Linked DNA regions of Homo sapiens: all the other regions are linked to region 1. A link is a loop called in an ENCODE intact Hi-C map of the cell type or tissue named here. Cell type or tissue: PC-9. All regions are shown on one strand. Region 1 overlaps MED12L (mediator complex subunit 12L). Region 2 overlaps CLRN1 (clarin 1). Region 3 overlaps ERICH6-AS1 (ERICH6 antisense RNA 1). Region 4 overlaps MED12L (mediator complex subunit 12L). Region 5 has its middle 12 kb from the start of SERP1.

Evidence for each region. Peaks named below come from ENCODE experiments on the same cell type or tissue, not always from the same donor. Only the 100,000 strongest peaks of a DNase experiment are listed, where the experiment ranks them.
Region 2: a loop joins it to region 1, with 22 times the contacts of the local background. A loop is called at or near these places in 8 of 110 quality-filtered maps.
Region 3: it touches region 1 in a loop (6-fold over the local background); 6 of 110 quality-filtered maps call a loop at or near these places.
Region 4: it touches region 1 in a loop (19-fold over the local background); 93 of 110 quality-filtered maps call a loop at or near these places.
Region 5: a loop joins it to region 1, with 4 times the contacts of the local background. A loop is called at or near these places in 3 of 110 quality-filtered maps.

What each region holds. Positions count from the first base shown.
Region 1 is chr3:151,281,213-151,286,212 of GRCh38, reverse strand. The region is part of intron 16 of MED12L (mediator complex subunit 12L); the gene reads right to left. Among named protein-coding and RNA genes, the nearest start is that of P2RY14, 5.2 kb to the right of the region's middle. RefSeq lists a silencer at 1,898-2,192. In PC-9, CTCF peaks have their summits at 2,872 and 3,079 (motif pointing right); a DNase peak (open chromatin) is centred at 3,102; H3K27ac peaks cover 1,192 bases.
Region 2 is chr3:150,922,910-150,927,909 of GRCh38, reverse strand. CLRN1 (clarin 1) reads left to right here. Exons shown (of 3, transcript NM_174878.3): 3 at 1-1,343. Among named protein-coding and RNA genes, the nearest start is that of MINDY4B, 20 kb to the right of the region's middle. RefSeq lists an enhancer at 1,504-2,004. In PC-9, CTCF peaks have their summits at 1,853 and 2,054 (motif pointing left); no DNase peak of the experiment used is centred here; H3K27me3 peaks cover 444 bases.
Region 3 is chr3:150,718,883-150,723,882 of GRCh38, reverse strand. ERICH6-AS1 (ERICH6 antisense RNA 1) reads right to left here. Exons shown (of 3, transcript NR_121675.1): 3 at 3,737-4,014. It also overlaps the pseudogene SNRPCP3. Among named protein-coding and RNA genes, the nearest start is that of ERICH6, 17 kb to the right of the region's middle. In PC-9, a CTCF peak has its summit at 2,398 (motif pointing left); DNase peaks (open chromatin) are centred at 832 and 2,382.
Region 4 is chr3:151,166,546-151,171,545 of GRCh38, reverse strand. The region is part of intron 11 of MED12L (mediator complex subunit 12L); the gene reads right to left. Among named protein-coding and RNA genes, the nearest start is that of GPR171, 34 kb to the left of the region's middle. In PC-9, CTCF peaks have their summits at 2,880 and 3,080 (motif pointing left); a DNase peak (open chromatin) is centred at 3,065.
Region 5 is chr3:150,531,881-150,536,880 of GRCh38, reverse strand. No RefSeq gene overlaps it. Among named protein-coding and RNA genes, the nearest start is that of SERP1, 12 kb to the left of the region's middle. RefSeq lists a silencer at 2,193-2,312. In PC-9, no CTCF peak of the experiment used is centred here; no DNase peak of the experiment used is centred here.

The sequences.
Region 1 (5,000 bases):
CTGCAGGCCACAACTAAATGAAAAGCTGATCAGGAGGTAGAGCCATGTGAGGGCACAGAGTACTCTAACTACAACAGCGGGGTCACAGGAAGTCTGTGATTCTCCTGAGAGAGACTGATGATTGCAAAGCCCAATCAAGTAGAAGGTGGGCTCTGAATAAATCCTCCTATCATAACCACACACCATCATACAACTCACCTCTCTTAGTTCATTCCTGCTGCTGTAACAAAATACTTTAAACTGGGTAATTTATAAACAACAGAAAGGTCTTGCTCACAGTCCTGAAAGCTGGGAAGTTCAAGATCAAGGAGCCAACGGATTCCATGTGAGGTGAGGACCTATTCCTCATGGATGGTGCCCTGTGTCCTTACATGGCGGAAGGTCAAAGGGCCTCTTTTATACAACCACTGATCCCATTCACAAGGGCTCTACCCTCATGGCCTAGTCACCTCCCAAAGGCCCCACCTCTTAATACCAACACATTGGGGATTAGATTTCAATATGTTTTTTTCTTTTATTTTTTTTTTATTTCAATAGGTTTTTGGGGGAACAGGTGGTGCTTGGTTACATGGAGAAGTTCTTTAGCGGTGATTTTTGAGATTTTGGTGCACCCATCACCCAAGCAGTGTACAATGTACCCAATGTGTAGTCATTTATCCCTGGCTCCCCTCCCATCCTTTCCCGAGTGCCCAAAGACCACTGTATTATTCTTTTTTTTTTTCTTTGAGACAGAGTCTCACTCTGTCACCCAGGCTGGAGTGCAGTGGCGCAATCTCTGCTCACTGCAAGCTCCGCCTCCTGGGTTCACGCCATTCTCGTCCTGCCTCAGCCTCCCGAGTAGCTGGGACTACAGGCACCCGCCACCACACCCGGCTAATTTTTTGTATTTTTTAGTAGAGACGGGGTTTCACCGTGTTAGCCAGGATGGTCTTGATCTCCTGACCTTGTGATCTGCCCACCTCAGCCTCCCAAAGTGCTGGGATTACAGGCGTGAGCCACCACGTCCGGCCAGTCCACTGTATTATTCTTATGCCTTTGTATCCTCATAGCTAAGCTCCCACTTATAAGTGAGAACATATGCTTGGTTTTCCATTCCTGAGTTACTTCATTAAGAATAATGATCTCTAACTCCATCCAGGTTACTGCAAATGCCATTATTTTGTTTCTTTTTATCAACACATAAATATTAGAGGGACACAAACATTCAGACCACAGCACCACCTCATGACCACTGAGAATTAGACAAGGGTAACCAGCACAGCTGTTCCTTAAATGGCTCATTCAAAGACTAAATATAAAATTTTGGGCTGGGCACAGTGGCTCACGCCTGTAATCCCAGCACTTTGGGAGGCCAAGGTGGGTGGATCACCTGAGGTCGGGAGTTCGAGACCAGCCTGACCAACATAGAGAAACCCTGTCACTACTGAAAATACAAAATTAGCCAGGTGTGGTGGTGCATGCCTGTAATCCCAACCACTTGGGAGGCTGAGGCAGAAGAATCACCAGAACCCGGGAGGCGGAGGTTGTGGTGAGCTGAGATCACGCCATTGCACTCCAGCCTGGGCAACAAGGGCGAAAACTCTGTCTCAAAAAACAAACAAACAAACAAACAAACATACATAAAAAATTTGGCCTCACTGATTCTTCATTCTGATTAAACTAACAGGTCCACACATAATAGCCTAAGAATAACTGTTGTGCTCAAATTATTAATTATAAAGATATGCAGCTCTCTACAGCATTAATTGCCTAAAACCACTATTCTAGTCAGGCCACCAAGGAAATTAAATTACCAAGATAACCACACAACCCTCCCACAACCCAGAACTAAAAATAAGTGTGCTTAGCTAAAATCATTTGCTGGGCAGAGATGACTGATCTACATAATGTCAGGTGCGGCTTATTCTTTGGGTAGAAAAAAAAAAACAAACAAAACTCTACATGTGATCACCCATAGCACTTCCTTTGATTTCAGTTAACCCTCAGTCAAGTTCCCTGAAAAGTCAACACCACAAATCTTTCCTTAAACTTGCTGAGGCCATGCTCCTCCCACACATCGTGGCAGGATGACAAGCAGCACTGTTTATCAGAACAACTGTGGGAAAGTTTATCTGACAAAAACGAAGTATGTTCTTACATTCATTAAGTTTCATTCCAGCTCACTCAGTGACTTCCCAAGGCCTGTTTTCCTAACTTGTTCTATCACTGTATTAAAAAGCTGAGCAGTTAGGGTACTGAGTAAATAAACTGTCTGATAAAGCGGCGTGTCATCCTCTTAGTTACCTGTCCTAAGTTGAATCATTATGCAGGTCAGGGATTCAGACATCTACAAAAGGGATTCAAAAGTGTACAACTACAAGTGATTAGATGATTTAATACACTTGGGATAATATTATTTAAAATATTCATAGTCATTGTTCTCAGATAATTTCCATTATCTCATTTATCTTTACTTGCAGAACCAGAGCACGGAGTTGGAGAATATTCTCTGTCTTCCCCATATTTTGGTTACAGATATTCAATTAACAAATACTTCTGAGTATGTACTATGGTAGTGAACATCACGGGTACAAAACAAAGCCAGCAAGGACGGCTAGGCATGATACAGAAACACAGGCCACATCAGAAGAATAATGACAACACTGAGGTATTAGGGACATGTCTAAAGACGTGGTGAGTCTTGCAAGCAAATGGGAACAACAGGAAGATAATCAGAGATGACACATTTGTGAGACCTCAAGGTGAAAAAGAAAATGCTTTCCTCTGCTTCCTCAGCATCTTTCCAAAAAAAATACTGAAAAGAGAAAATACACATACAAAAGTTTTTGTTTTGTAACAAAGTTCTAAATTCTGATTCTTTGCTAACATCAGTCGAGATTCAGTCCTTCTGATTTTCAAGATTTAAACCCAATCTAATGCTAGCAATACAGAAAATCTGTTTGCACACTTCAACTAATTGGGATTAGACAATCAACCATGACTCAACGTTAGTATCCACACCAAAGTGAGGTTTTGTGAACTGCCTACAATACATGTACAAATTGCACCTATTAATTTTTTTAAAAACTGTTACTTCTTTCAATCTACCAGAAGGGGGTGATATTGTACCAGGCATTTGTTTCTCCATTGTAATTCTCAGATGAAGGCAAGTGCACAATTGCCAATGAAGTCCCATGTCCTGTCATTCATTGCAAGAGGTTTAACAAAAAGGCATTATTTTATAATGTGGTGACTTATCTCACATCTTAATGATGTAATTTCTGCCCCCTTTCTCCACTACTCTAAATCAACAAGCTGGTAGAACTGAATGCTTCACATAGGGAAACATAAAAAGGCATGTCTGCATTCAATGTTTTCCTATCAGATTACAATTTTTTCAAAACACTTTTTCAATTATTTTACTACAAAGCTCAAAAACTTTACAGCACACTAAATTAGGAAGTCCTGAGCGTGACATTTTGGATCCCCGACATTACGCGCTCCTCCACCTTTGCTGGCTTTCCTAACATTAAACCTTGGCTCACATCATTCTTTTAATACAGTACTAAGTTGACTTTCACCCCCATTCTACAAGTAAAAGAGCCATCCAACAAGAAGCATTTTGGATGCTAGTTCCTTCAGAGATCCTATAGAGGACAATTTCCAAATATGCTTCCTTTAAATATCCTTGTACACTGTACTTTCATAAAATGTTTACACCGGGCCTTTACTAAAATCCTCTACATTCTTACGTCAACATCTTTCTCAACAACCAGTGGAATCCTTTCGGCAGCCATGCCCCCCAACACATACAAAACACACACACACAATTATAAATAACTTGCCAGCAAAACAAACAAACAAACAAAAAAAAACAAAAAAAAACTAAATTATATAACCCAGCAAATATCTGCTATGGTTAAAATAAATTCATTGAAAATGTTCATATTTATCTGAAAATCCATCAATAGGTACTGATTAAACAAATTATGGAATACTACAAAGCTACGAAAAAGAATAAGGTCTATACAGGGCTCACATGAACAAGTCTCCAAGAGAGCAAGTGGGGATGAGGCCGGATGCGCTAGTGTCTTACTCACTATGCTCAATAAAGCAACCAGGGAAAGGCAGGGGAAGGGCAGTAACAATGAAGTTGTCTCTGTACTTACTTTAAAGAAAAATGATTTCAAAAGACATATGGTAACAATTATGCATAGGTGAATTCCGGGGTAAGGAGCAAAATAGGACATTTATGGAATCAAAATGTAAGCCAGCCAGCTATTTATGCGCAGTCGATGACGGCCTGGATAGAAACTGACTGGAAACAGTTACAGACATATTTGGGGATTACGTGTGTTAAACTCATTCTATTTGTAGTATGAATACACAAGGGATGTTTATATATAACCAGTCCTATTACTAATAAGGCAGAGTCCTGTCTCTAAATGGTATTGGAGAATGTGTGAGCACGTGGGGTGGGCTAGGGGTGGTTGTCATATCAGGGTTATGTTGAGGGCTCTGAGAAAAAGATTAGTCAGGAGGAAATCACAGTACTTTAATCTTAGGATTCCACCAAAGGAAATGGGAATTCAGAACTATTTAGCATAAATCAAAACACCACAGATAAAAGGAAAATATTGACTATTTTAGATTTTGTTTTTTAAAAGATTCTTGCACACAAGGACCAGGCCCTCTATTATTTTAATTATAATGTCGTTATTGGCTATGTTGTATTATGCCTGGTGTCTAGTGTTGAAAAGAGTCATTACCTACGTTGCTAAAAGTCATAATAAAATATCTTTTTATTTTTTATTTATTTATTTTGAGACAGAGTCTCACTCTGTTGCCCAGGCTGAAGTACAGTGGCGCAATCTCAGCTCACTGCAACTTCCACCTCCCGGGTTCGAGTGATTCTCCTGCCTCAGCCTCCTGAGCAGCTGGGATCACAGGCGAACTCCACCATGCCCAGCTAACTTTTTTTTTTTTTTTTTTTTTTTTTTTGTATTTTTGGTAGAGATAGG
Region 2 (5,000 bases), 360 kb after region 1:
AGGGAGTAGACTTGCTTTGGTCACTTTTAGATGTGGTTAATTTTGCATATCCTTTTAGTCTGCATATATTAAAGCATCAGGACCCTTCGTGACAATGTTTACAAATTACGTACTAAGGATACAGGCTGGAAAGTAAGGGAAGCAGAAGGAAGGCTTTGAAAAGTTGTTTTATCTGGTGGGAAATTGCTTGACCCAGGTAGTCAAAGGCAGTTGACTAGAATCGACAAATTGTTACTCCATATATATATATGTGTGTGTGTGTGTGTGTGTGTGTGTGTAAGATGTCTTCCTATCAAAAAGATATCAAAGGCACATGGAATATATTTTAATAAAAACAAATAATATCTCTAATATATCCACACATTTGTTGCCAGATTTCAGAAAACTGAGCTGCAATCGCTTTCCTAAAACAGTAGTGTATTAAATGAACATCTATAAAATGTATCAACACACATTTTAAAAAATTTGTTTAAAGTATACTCTTAGGCCAGGCGTGGTGACTCACACCTGTAATTCCAGCACTTCAGGAGGCCAAGGTGGGAAGATCATTTGAGTTCAGGAGTTCGAGTTACAGCCTGGGCAATAAAGTGAGACCCTGTCACTAACAAAATTAAAAAATAAAATAAATATAAAATATAGGCTTTAAAAAAGCATAGTCTTATTAACCATGTCTGTTGGTCAAAATCTGCAAACTCTAAAAGAAGAAAAGAAGAAAAAACCAAGCTTAGGGTATTTTTCCTCCCGTGCCTGAGTCCCAATTACATTCACGACAGTACTTTCAATGAACATAATTGTTAGGACCACTGAGGAATCATGAAAAATGATCTCTGCTTAGTACATTTGATGCAAAATGACTTATTAGGGGCTGTTTTTCTAGCTATAGTGTCTCGAGTACTAATATGCAATTATGAAAATTATATTAAATCTGGGATTATGACGGTATCACTGTATCATCTTGGTCTTGTTCTGGCTGTCACCAAGCATGACCCAGGTCAACTTTTTTTTTCCCCTGAATTACCCATCAAATTGATCTGCAGCTGACTAAAGGCCACAGCTGAGCCTGGAACTGACCCTTCCTTCATCCTCAACCTGCTGTCCTCCAGAAAGCACCAAGGAAAAAGCAGAGAATGACAGCAAACAGATCACTAGGCCTCTGACCACAGGTGCTGAGTACTCAGCAGCCCTCATATAATAGGTTTGAAAGTACTCCTTAAAATAAAACACTGTTTCCCTTTGGAACTATTTACAAGGATGAAACAACCGTATACCTGAGAAATAACTTGCTCTGGTGTCAATTCGCTATTCGCCAGCAGACATCAGAACACACCGAGTTTCCAGATGCTGGTTTTTCCCCTTAAATCAGGAAATACACCTGGACAATTTCTAGAAGACTACAATTCAGTCTAGCCACAAAGGGGATTTTTTTTTTTTGGTAACAGGCTAGAGCCCGGTTCTGTAAGTCTTTAGCTGAAATGGTCCAGTACAAAAGCACTGGAAATGAGTGGGCTAGGAGGACAAGGACCGTCTCCTGCGTGAGGAGTTGGTTGGAGGTCCCCAAGGCCAGGTACCCCCTGCACTCTTATTGGATTCCTCTCTGTCTTCTTGGAGTTTTGAAAAACTCCTTCGAACACCAGGCTTTTTTCTTTAGAAAACAAGTCTCCAATCGTTCTCTGTTCCGTAGAAAGAGAAAGAAAACCTGGAGCAGCTGCTGAAAAATCTAATGAGGAACTAAGAGGCAAACCCACCATGTTCCCTGGCTGGAAAGGAGAAGCAGGGCTGTGACAGACACTCAAAAGGTCCCTGCAGAGCACACCGCACACAAAATAAAGCAGGAAACAACCCGGCACCAGCAGCACCGGTCTCCCTCTCTTCTCGCAGATGAAACGCATAGTCCCCAGGCCTATGGGGAGCCCTTAGAAGAAGGGTCTGGCCAGGACGCTCATAGGCGGCTCCCACTCGGTGGGAATCAAAGGCCCCGGGAATGACATTCGTTTTGCTGGGACCCGCCCTCCTTCCCCAGGTGGCAGCTAGCCTTCTCACAAGGTCGCGGGGCCCCCTGCTGGCCCTGGGGAGGCGAACACCATGCCAGGTGGGGAGCCTGTTTAATTGTCTCAGACACCTTCATGTCATCAGTGAGAACATCAGTGCTGATGATGCTGCCAGAAAGAATGGCAAGAAGAATGTATGAACATCACCCTAGGTTTGTCCAGGTGGACCCAGCCAAGGCAAGACGTGTTCACCGGAAGAGGAGCAAGCTTCAGAATGAAGCGAAAACAGATGCAGATGGTGCATTAGAATGAAGAGGAGGGGCACTCCTTACATCCGGGCGTCTTACAGTTGGCAGAGGTCTTTTGCTCTTGCGGTCGCATCTGTTCCTCCAGGGAAGCTGCTTCCGTGTCACATTCCAGGTATTCAGGGCCCCTCAATGAGGCCAGAGTATCATACGTGTACACAATCAAGGCAAGGGACAGTGCTATTATTCTCCTCTCCCTCTTGCCCCTTTACCTGGCAAGAGGCTAGGAGAGGGAGACCACCACCCCTTCTTAACCCTGGTGGAGACAGAGGGTGCACTCTGGCAGCGGTAGGGTGCACCAGCTCCAAGGTAAGCGTGGCTTGCTGCTAGAATGGATATTTGTCCCAATCATTTACCTAGAGAAACCTGAATGAGAACAGAGGCGTAGACTCCAGAGGGTGGAAAGTGGGGCGGGGGTGGGGGGAGGATTAACTTCCCTCTCGATTTTCCTCACCCTCTCCCCTTCCAATAAGATCCAGTGTAGTTAAAACAGTGCATCTGTTATAATAGAAATGCTGCTTCAAGACCAGGCCAAAGCCCGGCCGTGTTTCTCTAACGGCCTTGCTGCCCCTCATCCCTTCTATTTACATATCCTGGGGCCTGTACTAGTTCAGTGCTCAGTGTCTGCTCTAGAGACATGCCCATTTTCAAGCCCCATCAACGTGGCAGTTGGTCCCGGCTCAGGGCTGATGGGCCACCACCATCAGTGACAAGGGACACAGCAATGCTGGTCAATTTAAAGGGCAGACAGAAAGACTGGGCGGGACTGGGGTTTCTGCTTGTGGGCCAAAATCCCCCCTTGGAAAAAGCCCTCTTGCTCCTGTAAATACTGATGTAAACCAAATTAAATTATATTTTGATTTACAGACTTAGTGATAAATTCCCACCAAGGCAACCAGACACATCCATGGGTGTCACAGCTCAGAGCTGGGATTTACTAGCTTATGTGGAAAGTCCAAAGACCCAAGTCAGAAATCTCCAGACTCTCCCCTGCCAGTCCTACCGGACAGTATCAGGCAATAGTTATAGAGACCCCAGGGTGGAAGTGAGGTGAGGGTGAGCTATGGTGCAGTTAAAAGGCAAGTGTCTTAAGAGATTGTTTCTTTGCTTGAATCTTGGTCTGAGGGATTTTGACCCACTCTGAAAGCAGTAGACAGAATGAGTTACAAGTTTGTGCACCCCTCATTCAGCAAAAGTCCACTCTTCCCTCTGTGAGCCACGAACCCGACTGAAGAGAAGAGTGAGAGACTTGGGAATTCCTGCTAGCGGTGTTCTCTCTCTCCCTCCTCTGGTATAGTTTGTCAGTGGGTTCGCAGAGGAGGAGGCTTGGGCCCCTCAAGTAATCTAAGCCAGTGCCCTACCAGAAACGTGCAATTTCAGGGCACGACATCTGCCACCCTGTTGTTGCACTCTCCTCAGGTTCCAATTTATCATGAACTTTGCAAAAAAGGGTAGCATAGCTAATCCAGAGGTGTGGATTCCGGGATGCCATGGCTGTCTGATTTGCACTTAAATTTGCCATCTTTCTATTTAGCCAAGTGTAATGAATAGTGTGCCTTAATATAGGGAAGGACGGTGTCTGCTGCACATCCCAGGCCAGAAGCTCCAAGAGAATCAGCTGTATAGACTTTCATTTGCTGCCATATAGCTGCCCCCTTTGCCCTACTCCTCTGCAGTCACCCTTTCACCCATGGAAATTCGATGTGCTCTTCACCAGTTTCCTCTTCTCTGGAGCACAGTTAAACAGCTAAAGTACATTTCCCAGTCTCCTTTGGAGTTGGGGCCATGTGAGTGTGGCTGTACCAATGACATGTTGGTTGAAGTGACCTGTGCCATTTTCAGGCCTGGCCCTGAAAAACATCCCATGCAATCCTCCAGCTCTCTCTTCTTCTGGTGCTGCATGCAGCCTTGGAATCTGTGAGATCCAGACGGAAGGCTGCAAAACTGGGGCGGGCCTCCTGCCCTGCACTAGAGTACAAGAGTAGTAAATAAACTTTCTCTGTAAAGCCACTGATTTTTGGTGATTGTGACTGTAGCTTAGTCTAATTTAGCCTAGCCTAGCAAACAGGAACCCATTCTCCAAGAAAGCTCTTCTGCTGCCTGCCAGGGAGATGCTTCTCTAGGGCTCCCAAGGCACAGTCTATGCCAGTGCACCTTGCACCGTCTCCACTTGCTCCTCTCTGTGCCTCTGTCCTTTGTGGCCCTCTGGTCACATTACCCATCACCCACTGAAATGAAGACCGGAGAGTGAATTGTCTACATCAATAACTAAAGAGTAAATAAACACTTTTGCTTATGCTGCTGTCCTTCAAGATTCTTTCCAAATATGGGTTAATAAACCCTTTTTCATTATTCAAAAAGGATCTATCTTGCATCTCCTACAGATGTAGCTGTGTGTAAGGCACCAAATATTGGGATGGCTAATGTAAAAAGGGTAAGAATACATTTTTTTCTTGATTTTTGGCTGAGAGCAGAGAATAATATCCTCTAAAACTTTCTATCTTTAGTTTCTGTTTAAAACTTCAGTATAGTATTAAGAAAAGGCTTTTTAAGTTTACCCATAATAGGAAAATCTGATGAAATTTTGTAACAAAGGAAATCATTTAAAAAAAAAATTATCCTAGAGTTTCAGTTTTCACAAAATGCTATAAGAACTCTGTTACTTAATTAAATAATACTGAAAAAAAACTTAAAAAGAATGTATCAA
Region 3 (5,000 bases), 560 kb after region 1:
AAACAAAACAAAACAAAACAAAATATTATCTTAGTAAAAACAATGCAAGTCACCTCCTGCTCCTCTCATTAATCAGTTGCCATGCTTAAGCCACTCTATAGAAATACTAAGCACCCAGTCAGGTGCAACTGTCTCTCTTACCCTTCTATGAGGAAACTCCAATAAATAAATTGTTTTAATGTTTAGATCTCTGTGTCCATCTTTAAGATAAAAAAAAAAAAGGCGAAGCTTAGGAACCTTTAAGGAAGAAACCAGTCAAGGTGGCTCATGCCTGTAATCCTAGCACTTTGGGAAACCAAGGCAGGAGGATTGCTTGAGTCCAGAAATTTGAGACCAGCCTAGGCAGCATAGCATAGACCCTGGAAAGAAAAGAAAAGAGAAAGAAAAAAGAGAAGAGAAAAGAAAAGAAAAGGAAGCAGGGGGAGAGAGAGAGAGAAAGAGAAAGAAGATAGGAAGGAAGGAAGGAAGAAAGGAAGGAAGGAAAGAAGGAAGGAGAGAAGGAAAGAAAGAAAGAAAGAAAGAAAGAAAGAAAGAAAGAAAGAAAGAAAGAAAGAAAGAAAGAAAGAAAGAGAAAGAAAGAAAAAGAAAGAAAGACAAACCAGTCAAGAGGGCCCTCCTTGTTCAATCCATAAGGAGTCTTCAGATGATAGGGAAGTTCCATTCTAATTTCCAAAAAGACTTAGAGGAATTATTCTCTGATTTGCCACTATTCAGAACAGTCTGGGAAGCATTTCCCTATCTCCTCCTGACTCTGGTGGCACACCTATATGAAAATCTGCCATGGTTGCTGTCTTTGTCCTTTTGTGGTAAATTAGATTTTCTTGAACAGTCAAAGATCAAAGGCAAGATGAGAGATTAAGATTTATTTTCTTATATGAGTCATAGCCTGGATCACCAAACAGAGTTCACCAAATGTTTTGAGCAGCGATGACATGACTGAGACAAGATTATGGAGTTCTGGTGTGACGTTTAATTAAAACTCTTCATCTGATCAAGGGCACTGTCACTGTTGGTGACAATGTAAATTACCCATCACCCAGAAATTCTGCCTCTGGGAATTTATCCTAAGACACTAATAAAGAATGTGGGCTTACACTTAGCTACACGAATATTCACCAGACTGCTCTTTAAAAAAAGCAAAAATTGAGAAACAGCTTAAATTCCCAAAAGAAAGGGATTAGTTTTAAAAAAAAAAAAAAGATAGATGTAGGGCTGGGCATGGTGGCTCACACCTGTAATCCCAGAACTTTGGGATTCCAAGGCAGGTGGATCACTTGAGCTCAGGAGTTCAAGACCAGCCTGGGCAACATGGCAAAACCCTGTCTGTACCAAAAATACAAAAAATTAGCTGGGCATGGTAGTGCACGCTTGTGGTACCAGCTACTCAGGAGGCTGAGGTGGGAGGATGAGGCCAAGGTTGCAGCGAGTCAGATCACGCCACTGCACTCCAACCTGGGTGACAGAGTATAGACACCATCTCAAAAAAAATTTTTAAAAGATAGGTGTTCCATGCTGCCATAAATGTAAACACTATATATATGTACACACACACATATATTTATATATTATACTCTGACATAAGGTTAAAAGAATCTGTAGTATTCCCCAGGTTAATATTGGATGGATGGGATTATGAATATTTTAGATGTTCTTTTTGCATGATTTTCACATTATGAGCATGAACTTTTATAATCCAGAAAAATAATGAAAAATATTCACTGGTTAGGGGTGCAGTTTAGAGTCCCATTGCTCAGGCATAAAGTGAGCATAAATTTCCCTCTTTTTCTGTCTGCAGCTCATGAAGCAGTTTAGTCCAACAGACATTATCCAGCTTCTCTAGGGCATGCCCAGCACTGCAAACTGCTGGGGATGCAAAGGTGAAGATGGGGTACGTTTCCTGCCCCTGAGGGACTCAGGCCGAGTGAGCCCATATACACCTCAACAGAAATGCACTGGACATCTCAGGGAAGCCTAGAATTTGAAGCACTCCTGGGCCTCCCAGAGACTAGATATTACATTAAAGTGCGTTGTAAGGCAGCACTATACTAATGTAGGCTTCCAAATGCCTCCCATCGGAGGAACCGGCTCACGGGAGAAGCTAAGTGCTCTCAGGAGAGCTGGGGTGTGGAGTGAACAGCACGTGAGGAAATGGTTATGTGACATCTTTATGGCAGGCACATACAGGCAGGATTTTTTAAAATGCCGCAGCTATCCTTCCAGTAGGAATACTCATCCGATAGAGTAATAATACTTCCCTCCTATAGGAGAATACTACAAGACACTATATTAAAGGAAGACATTTCACTTTCCTTTGATACTAGACATCTTCTATCTTCTTGTCTGAATTTCAAGTGTGCTGATGCCGATTTTCTTCATTGCAATTGCATGCTTCCCTCTAGTGTTCGTCTATATTATTACACCCTGTTGTAATAGGTTGAAGATGGAGGGGAGGGAGGTCTGGGGGAAAGTAAATGTATAGGGCATGGGATAGAACTGTCGAAAGCATGCAAACAATAGCCACTTAAATGGTGAAACATAATCAATGGTCCAATTTTTTCTGTAACAATAAAAAATGTTCTTGTTTTGGGTCGGAATAACGACAGCTAATATTTATTTATCATGTGCCAGGCACAATGCTAAGAGCATTGCAGGTATTAAATCATTTAATCCAATAGAAGAAATAAGACGTAGTGTTTCATAGATCACTAGGGTGATTATAGTTTAGAATAACCTATTGTATATTTCAAAATAGCTAAGAGAATAATACAAATGTTTCCAGCAAAAAGGAAGGACAAGTATTTAAGGTGGTGGCTGTCCCAATTACACTGATTTGTTCTTAACAAGTTATATAAATATATTAAATTATCATATGTACCCCCAAAACACATATATCTATTATGTATCAATAAAAAATAAAATTCAAAAAAATTTCATCCAACAATCCAAAGAGGGAAGAACTATTAGCTGCTCTGCGCATGTGCAGTGCTTCAATGTCACATCAAAACAAAGCAAAATCAGGGAAGAGAGTGGTTAACGGGCTACAGAGCAACATGCCTAAGTTTTGTTGTGACTTCTGCAATACATACCTCACCCACGACTCTCCATCTGTGAGAACCTACCATTGCAGTGGAAGGAAACACAAAGAGAATGTGAAAGACTACTACCAGAAATGGATAGAAGAGCAGGCTCGGAGCCTGGCTGACAGAACAAAGACTGCATCTCAACAAGGAAGAACACCTCCTACTCTGTTCTCTGTTCCTCCTCCTGCAGGAGCGATGATCCAACCTCCCCCCAGTCTCTTCCTGTTCCTCACCAGGTATGATGCCAGCACCCCAGCTGGGGGGCCCTCCCATGATGCCAATGATGGCCCCCCCCTCCTCCTGGATGATGCCAATGGGATGTGCTCCTGGAATGAGGCTGCCCATTGGAGGTGATATCATTTGGCTCTGTGTCCCCACTCAGATCTCACCTTGAGTTGTAATAATCTTCACATGACATGGGAGGGACACGGTGGGAGGTAATTGAATCATGGGGGTGGGTTTTTCTCATGCTGTTCTCGCGATAGTGAATAAGTCTCATGAGATCTGATGGTTTTATAAAGGGGACTTCCCCTGCACACGCTCTCTTGCCTGCTGCCATGTAAGATGTCCCTTTGCTCTTCCTTTGTCTTCCGCCATGATTGTGAGTACTCCTTAGCCATGTGGAACTGTGAGTCCATTAAACCTCTTTCCTTTATAAATTATCCAGTCTCAAGTTGTCTTTATTTGCAGCATGAGAACAAACTAACACAGGAGGCCACATGCCAATGATGCCTGGGCCCCCAGTGATGAGTCCTCCCACCCTCCCACAATGGTGCCCACTTGGACCCAAATGACTCGACCAGACAGATAAGAGTAGAGGGGAGGCCTCTTTAGATCAGTTTTATATTACTTGTTCTGCTTCACAAGGAGATCATGGTGCTGTGACTCTGGGTATTTTCTTAATAGCATGACAAAGAAGACTTGCTCCTCCTTCCTATCAAAGAGAGAATAGTATTAGACGGGAGAAGTGGGACCAGAAAAAGTGCAGTTTTCATTTGTATTGTGAAATGTGAAAATAAAATTATCGACTCTATCAGTTAAAAAAAAGAAAAGCAAAATCAAGGGGCATATGATGGACAGAGAAAGGAATATCAGAATGAAGATACACGCAGATGGCAGGGTCAGTGCTCTATACTGCTGTTACATTAACTGTTGTTAATAATATCTGGGTGGGGAGCTTTCAATTTACCCTCAAAAGTAAACCATTTCCTTTCCTTTTTAAAAAACAACTTTTTTAGGATATAGTTCACATACCATACAATTCACCCACTTGAAGTGTACCATTCAGTGGTGTTTAGTATGTTCACAGAGATGTGTAAGAACACCACAATCAATTCTAGATCATGTTCATCACCCCTAAAAGAAATCACACACCCATCAGCAGTCACCGCCCATTTCCCCAAACTCCACCGATTCTAGAAAATCATGACTCTACTTTCTTTACAGATTTGCCTGTTTTGCCTATTGTATATTTCATACAAATAGGATCACACAATACATACATGGTCCTTTGTGACTGGCTGCTTTTCTTTAACATAATGTTTTCAAGGTTCATCCACGTTGTAGCATATATAAGTAATTCATTTATTTTTATCACCAAGTAATATTCCATTGTAAGGACACACTACATTTTAATTATCCATTTATCAGTGTCTGAACTTTAGTAATTTCCTCAGAAGACATAATTTTTTTTATTTTTTTTATTTTTTTTTGAGATGGAGTTTCACTCTTGTTGCCCAGGCTGGAGTTCAATGGCGAGATCTCGGCTCACCACAACCTCTGCCTTTCGGGTTCAAGCGATTCTTCTGCCTCCACTTCCCGAGTAGCTGGGACTACAGGAATGCACCACCATGCCCGGCTAATTTTGTATTTTTAGTAGAGACGGGGTTTCTCCATGTTAGTCAGACTGGTCTCGAACTC
Region 4 (5,000 bases), 110 kb after region 1:
ACACACATGCTGCTGCAGGAACACTCTGTCCAGTGCAGCCGGTTCCATCTTTTCATTACTCAGGATAAAGCTGGCTTCCTGGGACCCCCAAAGAGAGAAGTGAAAAGGCAGCTCTTCCTGCCACCTTTAGCCTGTCCCTTCTATCCATGTCCTTGAGGCACCCTAAAGATGCAGCTGCCTCCGTGCTCACACTCATCCCAAACAGAGAGATGCCAAGAGGAAGGAAGTGGTCTGAGGCCTCTGAAAAGCAAAGAGAGCAACTCCTCCTCCAGCTGCTCAGAGGTGAGGTCACAAGTGACAGGCTCAGTGAGCATGTGGAAACCAGGGGTCCCACTGTCCACATAACGACTCCTTTGTGTGGATGTCAGGATTTGCCACCTCCATCACCCAGACTAGAAATGGCTCTGAAACACTAAACAAGCAAATAAGTGAGTACATGTTGTAGAAGACATGTACCAGGAATTGAAAAGTGACAAGCATCTGAGTGAATATGGCCAGCAGACACACTGCCTGGCTGCACAGTATTTTAAAATCAGGAAAGTTTACATGCAGATCTTGACATCCAGCTTCTCTTGAAATGTTGGATGATCAGGGAACAGTGGATCCCAAGCAGAATCTAAGAATTTGAGAGGCTTCCCTCTTCAGACAGGGTCTGCCCACTTCCCAGACACCTCAACCCCCACCACCTCCAGGCTGCCTTATACATAGCATCCCCCGACTCATTCCCACTACCTGCCTGGCCACTGTGGGACATGAGCCCTGACCTCAGTATTACCATCTTTATATCTCACACTACTCTGAATGGAAAACTAAGCAGCACAGATCTAGAATAAGGAAACACTCAGGTTTTTGAGATTTTTATTTTCACCTCCCTTGCCATTATACCCAAAAGCCCAGACACAGAAACAGTGGCCAAGGAAATGGGGCGGTAAAGGGCAACAGGGAGGGAGAGTAAAGAATTAGCACATTCCAGGCCAGGTGCAGTGGCTCACGCCTGTAATTCTAGCACTTTGGGAGGCTGAGGTGGGTGGATCACGAGGTCAAGAGTTCAAGAACAGCCTGGCCAACATGGTGAAACCCCATCTCTACTAAAAATAGAAAAATTAGCCGGGCATGGTGGCAGGCGCCTATTAATCCCAGCTACTCGGGAGGCTGAGGCAGAGAATGGCTTGAACTCAGGAGGCAGAGGTTACAGTGAGCCAAGATCACGCCACTGCACTCCAGCCTAGGTGACAGAGCAAGACTCCATCTCAAAAAAAAAAAAAAAAGAAAAAGAAAAAAAGAAATAGTGCATTCCATGTGGAATCAGTGAAGGCACACCACATAGCCTGGCACACCCCAATGTGGGCACAGAATCAGCTCCTACTCCCACTCTCATGACCACAGTCCAACCACAAGGCAGGGCCCAGGCCTCGGATGCCTTCATCCCATGCACTGCAGTTTTCAACAGGCTTTCACCAATACTGAAACTGATTACACACACAAACTTCTCCCATTTAGACAGAAGTTCTCCCCTCCCTACAAGGAAGTAGAGAGGACTGCATTTCCCTGTCGCAGTTCCAGAGAAAAGGGAATTAAGGAATCAAGGAGGGTGAAATTCAGGTTTTCCCAACAGATGTGAAGAAGCAGGCTATGCAACCTGGGGCCTAGGCCTACCTAGACACGACTTCTAGTAACAGCAAACCTCCAACCTATTGCAACTACAGAAGTTGATCATGTTTTATCTATCGTGCTATCTAAATCCTGAATGAATTATGAAAACAAAAAAGGGGAAGTATATTTTAAAGAAGTGAGACCAATTTCTGAATCCTAACCACACGTAACTCCTTATCAGAGAACAGCATCATCACATTAGTTCTTCCAGTATAATACTAATAATTGCTATATTATTATTGTTAACAATTTTTAAAACATATTTGTATAGTGCCTTATAATTCTCAAAGTGTTCATGTTTCCTTAGAGAAAAAAAGGGCAAGTACTCTATGCCTACTTAACCAGGAAGGGCACTATTGCACAAAGCCTTGAGTAACTTACTCAAGATCACCAGCTGATCAGTTAACATGATGCTGCAGCACATGCATGAATTCCAGAAATACGCAAAGTGACTCTGCAGTCAAGAAAACAGGGCTGGGCACGGTGGCTCATGCCTGTAATCCCAGCACTTTAGGAGGCCAAGGCGGGTGGATCACTTGAGGCCAAGAATTAGAGACCAGCCTGGCCAACATGGTGAAACCCAATCTATACTAAAAATATAAAAATATTAACCGGGCGTGACGGCAGGGCACCTGTAATTCCAGCTACTTGGAAGGCTGAGGCAGGAGAATTGCTTGAACCCAGGAAGTGGAGGTTGCAGTGAGCCAAGATCACGCCACTGCACTCCAGCCTGGGAGACAGACAGAGACTCCGTCTCAAAAAAAAAAAAACAAAAAAAAAAAAAAACAAAGAAAAAGAAAACAGTAACCCCTGTTAAGGAGTAAATAGAGAGATAAAACTTGATTACATATACATATATACCTTGATGCATATACCATACATACAGATACCAACGACATATTTTAAAAATTAATTTAGTCCAGGCACACTGGCTCACACCTCCCAGCACTTTGAGAGTCCAAGGCAGATGGATCACTTGAGGCAAGGAGTTTGAGACCAGCCTGACTACAAATAGAAAAATTAGCTGGACACAGTAGTATGTACCTATAATCCCAGCTACTGGGGAGGCTGAGGCATGAAAATTGTTTGAACCTGAGAGGCAGAGGTTGCAGGGAGCCAAGACAGTACCACTGCACTCTAGCCTGGGCAACAGACTGAGACTGTCTTGGAAAAATACTAATAATAATTTAATGTTAAGTATTACAGAAGGATCCATCTATTTTGTTATCCTTTTTGCCAGACTATTAAGAAAAGGTGACCAATCTGAATTATGGGTTGAAAACGTAGTTTTCATCAAGTCTTTCTGAAGTTGAGTCAACATTCAAAATAATTACTGCTAAATGGGGCAACACTGATGGCCCTTCCAGAAATGTGCGTGCCTAGAGCCTCCAGGACTCTCAGTCCTGAGCACATGTCGCCCTCTGGTGGCACGCACCTCTCTGAATCCTGGAGAAGTCACTCAGGTAGGGGAAGCTTCCGGCAGTGATTTCCAAACATTTCCCACACACCCTCTCAGCTCAAAGAGTTTTTTTAGTAAAAACTTTCAACACACACTTATTTATAACTTCTATACCTATACGATCATAATAATTACATTCATTTCCAGAGACAAAAGAAGCTTTTGAAAATTATAATCTGAACAGAAGTTCTAATAACCTTCTTGCACCCTAATGGCTCATTGCAAGCACCCACTCCGGAGATATCTGTGATTTACAAAGAACCTCACAGTGTGATTTCATTCAGAAAGATTGCAACATAATTTCTGCCCTTGAATTTTTTTGAAAAAACACCCCTATTTTTTTCTTGAGAGTGCTGTAACTTAAGTGTCTGCAGGTGAATGGGGCAATAATCCTGAAGTTAGCCAGTGCATACACTCTGAAGGTATATAGTCAGGCTAACCACAAAACTAAGGTGGTTATGATAATCTTGGTAAAACCCTCACCAGGAAACAATGTAGCTTTTACTCAATACTTAGTGCAAGAAGCTAAACAATCCAAGATCCCCCTGAATTTTGGGTATCCCTACTTTCCTTCCAGATAACTCACCTATATGTATTAAAAATCTTAGTATTCATGAAGTCTTTTATCTAAGAAAGTCTTTACTAAAAACACACTTTAAGGTTTCCACCCAAAAAGAGCACGTAGCACTCTAACTTGCCTCAGTAAGCAGAGGATTATATCAGCATGCTCCACTGAAGTAGGGAGGCATTGCTACTGAACTCGCGATGAATTTAAAAAGCACACTCAATCAGTCCCTTGCTCTCAACGTTCTGAATGATCCTAGCTGGCACCATTAGTCTTGAACCATATCTTTGAGAAGCAGGGTGATCAATCAAAAATTATTCCAAAAAGAATAATAATCTGGAATATGTATCAGGCTCACATAAAGGTAAGAGAAGGAAAGGTTTTTGATGGTGGTTGTTGTTGCTGTTTCATCTTTTCTTTCCACATATGCATTCCCAAAAGCCAGTTGAAATATCAAAGATGCTTGCCATCAGCTAACTAAGGTATTGAAGGTGTCTTAAAACTTAACTCTGCAGTCCTAGTGCCTAGCACAGGCTGGATATTATCATCGGCAGTTTTCATTGTGAAAAGAAGACAAACTTTTTATTTCTCCCCAAATAAGGCTGAGGAAAAAAACAACTGAATATCCTAGTTTTGGGGCAATTCATTCATGAAACAATCTATTGCTAGATATGTGTGAGATAAAAATTATCTGTGATTATCAATTTTAGATATTAACTTGGCTAAGCTATTGTATCCAGTTGTTTGGTCAAACACCAGTCTAGTTGTTGCTAAAAAGATTTTTTTAAGATGTGATTAAGATTTAAATCAACAGACTTTGAGTAAAGCAGATTATGTTCTATAATGTGTGTGAGCCTAATCTAGCCCATAGAAAGTCTTAAAAGACTAAGGTCCCGGCCGGGTGCGGTGGCTCAGGCCTGTAATCCCAGCACTTTGGGAGGCTGAGGCAGGCGAATCAGGAGATCAGGATTCAAGATCAGCATGGCCAACATGGTGAAACCCCATCTCTACTAAAAATACAAAAAATTAGCTGAGCATAGTGGTGGGTGCCTGTAATCCCAGCTACTCGGGAGGCTGAGGCAGGAAAATCACTTGAACCCAGGAGGCAGAGGTTGCAGTGAGCCGAGATTGCACCACTGCACTCCAGCCCAGGTGACAGTGTGAGACTCTGTCTTTAAAAAAAAAAAAAAGACTGAGGTCCCCAGAGGAAGAAAGAATTCTGCCTCCAGACTGCCTATGGACTCAAGACCGCCACATCAGTTCTTCCTTGAGTCTCCAGCCTGCCCTGAATATCTCAAATTTGCCAGCCCCATAATCATGTGA
Region 5 (5,000 bases), 750 kb after region 1:
CAAATGTGGTGGCTCATGCTTGTAGTGCCAGCTACCTGGGAGGCTGAAGTGGAAAGATCGCTTGGGAGGTCAAGGCTGCAGTGAGCTGAGATCACACTACTGCACTCCAGCCTGGGTCACAAAGTGAGATTCTGTCTCAAAATAAGTAAACAAAATGGAATTTGATTTTATACCTTCCTCATTTTCAAATAAACTTAGATTTACAGAAAGGTTGCAAAGATAGCATAGAAAGTTCCTGTATATCCTTTACTCCAATTCCCCTAATATTAACATCTTATTATATCCATGGTATATTTTTCAAAACCAAGAAATTAACAGTACAGCAATAATAGTTTAACTAACTTAGGACTGTATTTGGATTTCACCAATATTCCACTAATGACCCTTTTCTGTTTCTGGATTCCCTCAAAGTTACCACACTTCAATGTAGCCTTCAGTCTTTTTGTTTGTTTGTTTGTTTGTTTTTGTTTTTTGGGGTTTTTTTTAGAGTGTCTCTTTCTGTCACCCAGGCTGGAGTACGGTGGTGCGATCATTGCTCACTGCAGCCTAAAACTCCTGGCCTCAAGTGATCCTCCTGCCTCGGTGTCCCAAAGTGCTGGGATTACAGGCATGAGCCACTGCACCTGGCCCTCTTTTTTGTTTGTTTGTTTTTTAGTAATGAGCAAATTGTGCCTCATATCAGATATCAGATAAAAATTCAGTATGCTAGATTTTTAAATATTTTAATTATAAAAAGTTCAAATATACATGAAATAACATGAGATGTCTACATGTCATTATCAATATGCCACAGTTGTTAAAATTTTGCCATATTTGCTTCAAATCTCTTTTTAAAAATATAAACAAAATGTTACAGGTAGGATGAAAATACCCCTTATTTGCCCCCTAAAGTCAATGTAGGCTATTTACATATTTTTCTGATACTTTTAGAATACATGTATACATTTATAAATAAAACATACCCTTGTACACTTTTAAGATTTAAAGAGGTGGTATCAAACTGTACATTGTCGTATGAAACTTTACACTCAACATCATTTTGAGGTTTCTTCAGTGGATCTGTTTCATTCATTTGAATTGCTTTATAGAGTATACTTTTTATAGATAAGCCACATTTGTTTATCTAACTTCCTTATGAGGGATACTGAAGTTGTTTCCACTTGTTCCCACTTGTTTGCAATGTGGGTTGTAATGAATATGGGTGTTTATATTAATATATTTTCTCCTTGTTTAACTGTATACAGAATTTCTCTAGTCTGGAATTTGGAATGTCTGGGCATGAGGTACATACATCTTCAAATGTATGAGGTATGGTGAAATAGGTTTTCATTTATGTCTTTAATTTTATGTTTGTATCCCTTTAAAAAAAAGCTTTTTTAAAGAGACAGAGTCTTGCTTTGTCACCCAGGCATGTTTAGTGGAGTAGCTCACTGAAGCCTCAAACTGCTGGGCTCAAGTGGTCCTCCTGCGTAAGCCTCCTGAATAGCTAGGACTACAGGTACTCGTCACCATGGCTGGCTAATTGTTTGTACTTCGTTGTAGAGACAGGGTGTCACTATGTTGACCAGGCTGGTCTCAAACTCCTGGGCTCAAGTGATCTTCCCACCTCGGCCTCCCAAAGTGCTGGGATTACAAACAGCCCCTTTGCCCAGCCTTCCTTCCTGTCTTTCAACAATGTTTTGTAGTTTTCAGAATATAAGTTTTGTTCTTGTTAAATTTATTTCTAAGTACATTATTCTTTTTGATTCCATTGTAAGTGGAATTTTTTCCTTAATTTTATTTTCTTTTTGCTCACTGCTACTGTATAGACATTCAGTTGTTTTTGTATATTGATCTTGTACCCTGCAACCTTGTAGAGCTCATTTACTAGTGCTAATAGTTGTTTAGTGAATTAGGATTTTCCACACACAAGATTGATCTGCAAATAGAGATAGTTTTACTTCTTTCCTTTCCAGTCTGAATGCCTTTTCTTTCATTTACTTGTCTAATTACCCTGGTCAGAATTAGCCTCCAGTACAATATTGAATAGACGTGGCAACAGTGGGCTGGGTGCGGTAGCTCACGCCGGTAATCCCAGCACTTTGGGAAGTCAAGGTAGGTGGATCACCTGAGGTCCGGAGCTCAAGACCAGCCTGGCCAACATGGTGAAACCCCGTCTCTACAAAACATACAAAAATTAGCCGGGCATGGTGGTGCACACCTGTAATCCCAGCTACTTGGGAGGCTGAGAGGAGAATTGATTGTACCTGGGAGGCAGAGGTTGCAGTGACCGGAGATCTTGCCACTGCACTCCAGCCTGGGCAAAAAAAAAAAAAAAAAAAAAAAAGCAGCAACAGTAGACATCTTTGTTTTCTTCTGGATCTTAACAAGAACAAGAAAACATTCAGTTGTTTACCATGAAGTATGATGTTAGTTGTGAGTTTTTTGAAGATGCCCTTTTTCAGGTAGAGATTTTGGTTTGCTAGTATCTCTGTAGAATTTTTACATTTATGTTCGTAAGAGATCTTGGTGTAGTTTTCATTTCTTGTTGTGTAGGTTTTGTTATCAGGGTAATACTGGCTTCGTAGAATAAGTCGGGAGTTGTTCTCTTCGGTTTCCTGGAAAAGCTTGTGAAGAATTGGCATGAATTCTTTGTATGTTTTGTAGAATTCACCAATAAAGCCATCTGGGCCTAGGCTTTTCTTTGTGGATAGTTGTTTTGTTACAAATTCAATTTCTTTTTTTCCCCACCTTTAGACAGGGTCTTCCTCTGTAACCTAGGCTGGAGTGCAGTGGCACGATCATGACTCACTGCAGCCTTGACCTCCTGGGCTCAAGCAATCCTCCTATCTCAGCCTCCCAAGTACCTGGGACTACAAGTGTATGTCACCACGCCCAGCTAATTATTTACTTTTTGTTTTGTAGAGATGGGGCCTCGCTATATTGCCCACACTGGTCTCAAACTCTTGGGCTCAAGTGATCCTCCCACCTCAGACTCCCAAAGTGCTGGAGTTACAGGTGTGAGCCACTGTGCCCACCCACAAATTCAATTTCTTTACTTGTTAGAGGTCTGTTCAGATTTTTTGTTTCTTCTTGATTCAGTGTTAGTAGTTTGTGTCTTTTTAGAAATTTGTTCATTTTGTCTGTTATCTGCTTGGCATACAGTTGTTCACAATATTCCTTTATAATCATTATTATTTTGTAACATTAATGGTAACATTTCCTCTTTCATTTGAGCCTTCTCTCTTTTTCTCGGTTAATCTAGCTAAAGGTTTGTCAACTTTGTTGCTCTTTTAAAAGAACCAACTTTCAGGTTTATTAATTCTCTCTATTGTTTTTCTGTACTCAATTTCTTCAATTTCTGCTCTATAGCCCTTGGTATTCTTGACTTGCCTGTGCTGGCATGGAACCTTTGCTATATGAATGGGCTGGAGTGATGGGGATTGGACCCAGTATTCTCAGTAGATTCTGTATCCCACGAGTGGGGGCTGGGTAGAAGAAGGGGGCTCCCACCTTTCGGCTACACCACCCAGAACTTAGCCTTTGCAACAGGTAGCTGGGAAAGGAGGAGAAATGGAGACATGCTGCCCTGATGGGAAGATACTGCAGCCCTCTAGATGGGAGGTGAGGGCAGAGGGAGCCCTGTGTTCTTGGCTGTGTCTACCTGGAGTAGGGTTCCCATCACTCTGAATATGGAAGGGGAAGGAAATTGGTCATGACTCAAATGCCATAGACTCTTACCATTCCTAACTAGTTTTAGTAGGTTTTCTTTTCTTTTCTTTTCTTTTCTTTTTGAGATGGAGTCTCACTCAGTCACCCAGGCTGGAGTGCAAGTGGCATCATCTTGGTTCACTGCAACCTCCTCCTCCTGGGTTCAAGTGATTCTCCTGCCTCAGCCTCCCGAGTAGCTGGGACTATAGGAATGCACCACCTCGCCCAGCTAATTTTTGTATTTTTTAGTAGAGATGGGGTTCCCCCATGTTGGCCAAGCTGGTCTTGAACTCCTGACTTCTCAGGTGATCTGCCTGCCTCGGCCTTCCAAAGTGCTGGGATTACAGGCATGAGTCACAATGCCCGGCCAGTTTTAGTAGGTTTTCTCGAATAAATGTTTCTTCATTTGCTGTATGGCCTTAAGACCATTTCTAGAGAATTTAAATTTTGTTTTTTAATGATTTTCACCAGTTTCATTGTGGAGTGGGTCCATGGAGGTCCTCAGGTTGCCATGCCAGAAAGAGAATCTTAGTGGTTGCTTTTATATTTTTAATTCAGTTTAGTAACTATATATTATATTTTCTTGGTTTTAATATCAAATCTATTAAACTAGGTATATTCAGAGAAATCTAGTTCTTATTTCTTGTTTTCTTTCTTTGAGACAGGGTCTTACTCTGTTGCCCTGGGTGGAGTGCAGTGGCATGATCACAGCTCACTACAGGCAGCTTCTACCTCTTGGGCTCATGTGATCCTCCCACCTCAGCCTCTTGGGTAGCTGGGATTATAGATGTGTGCCACCATGCCGGGCTAATTTTTTGTAATTTTTTTGTGTGTGCTGAGATGGGGTTTCACCATGTTGCCAGGTTGGTCTCCAACTCCTGGGCTCAAGCGAACTGTCCACCTCAGCCTCCCAAATTGCTGGGATTACAGGTGTGAACCACTGTGCCTGCCTTCAGTTCCTATTCTTGTTCTTTCTACTTTCTTGTCTCTTCCTATTGATAAGGTTACAATATTTTGTGAGATTAATATGGCATAACATTCACCCTTTTAAAGTGTACATTTCAGTGGTTTTTAGTATATTTTACAAAGCTATGCAACATCATTACTACCAAATTTCAGAATACTTCATTTCCCCAGAAATAAACTTTGTATCTATCACTCCCTTCCCCATACCTATTGATGTTCATTGCTCCTCCCCCTTCCCCTAACCTCTAGCAACCACAGAATCTACTTTCTCTCTAGATTTGCCTACTCTGGACTTTTCATATAAATGGAATAATACAGTATGTGACCTTTTGTGATTGACTTCT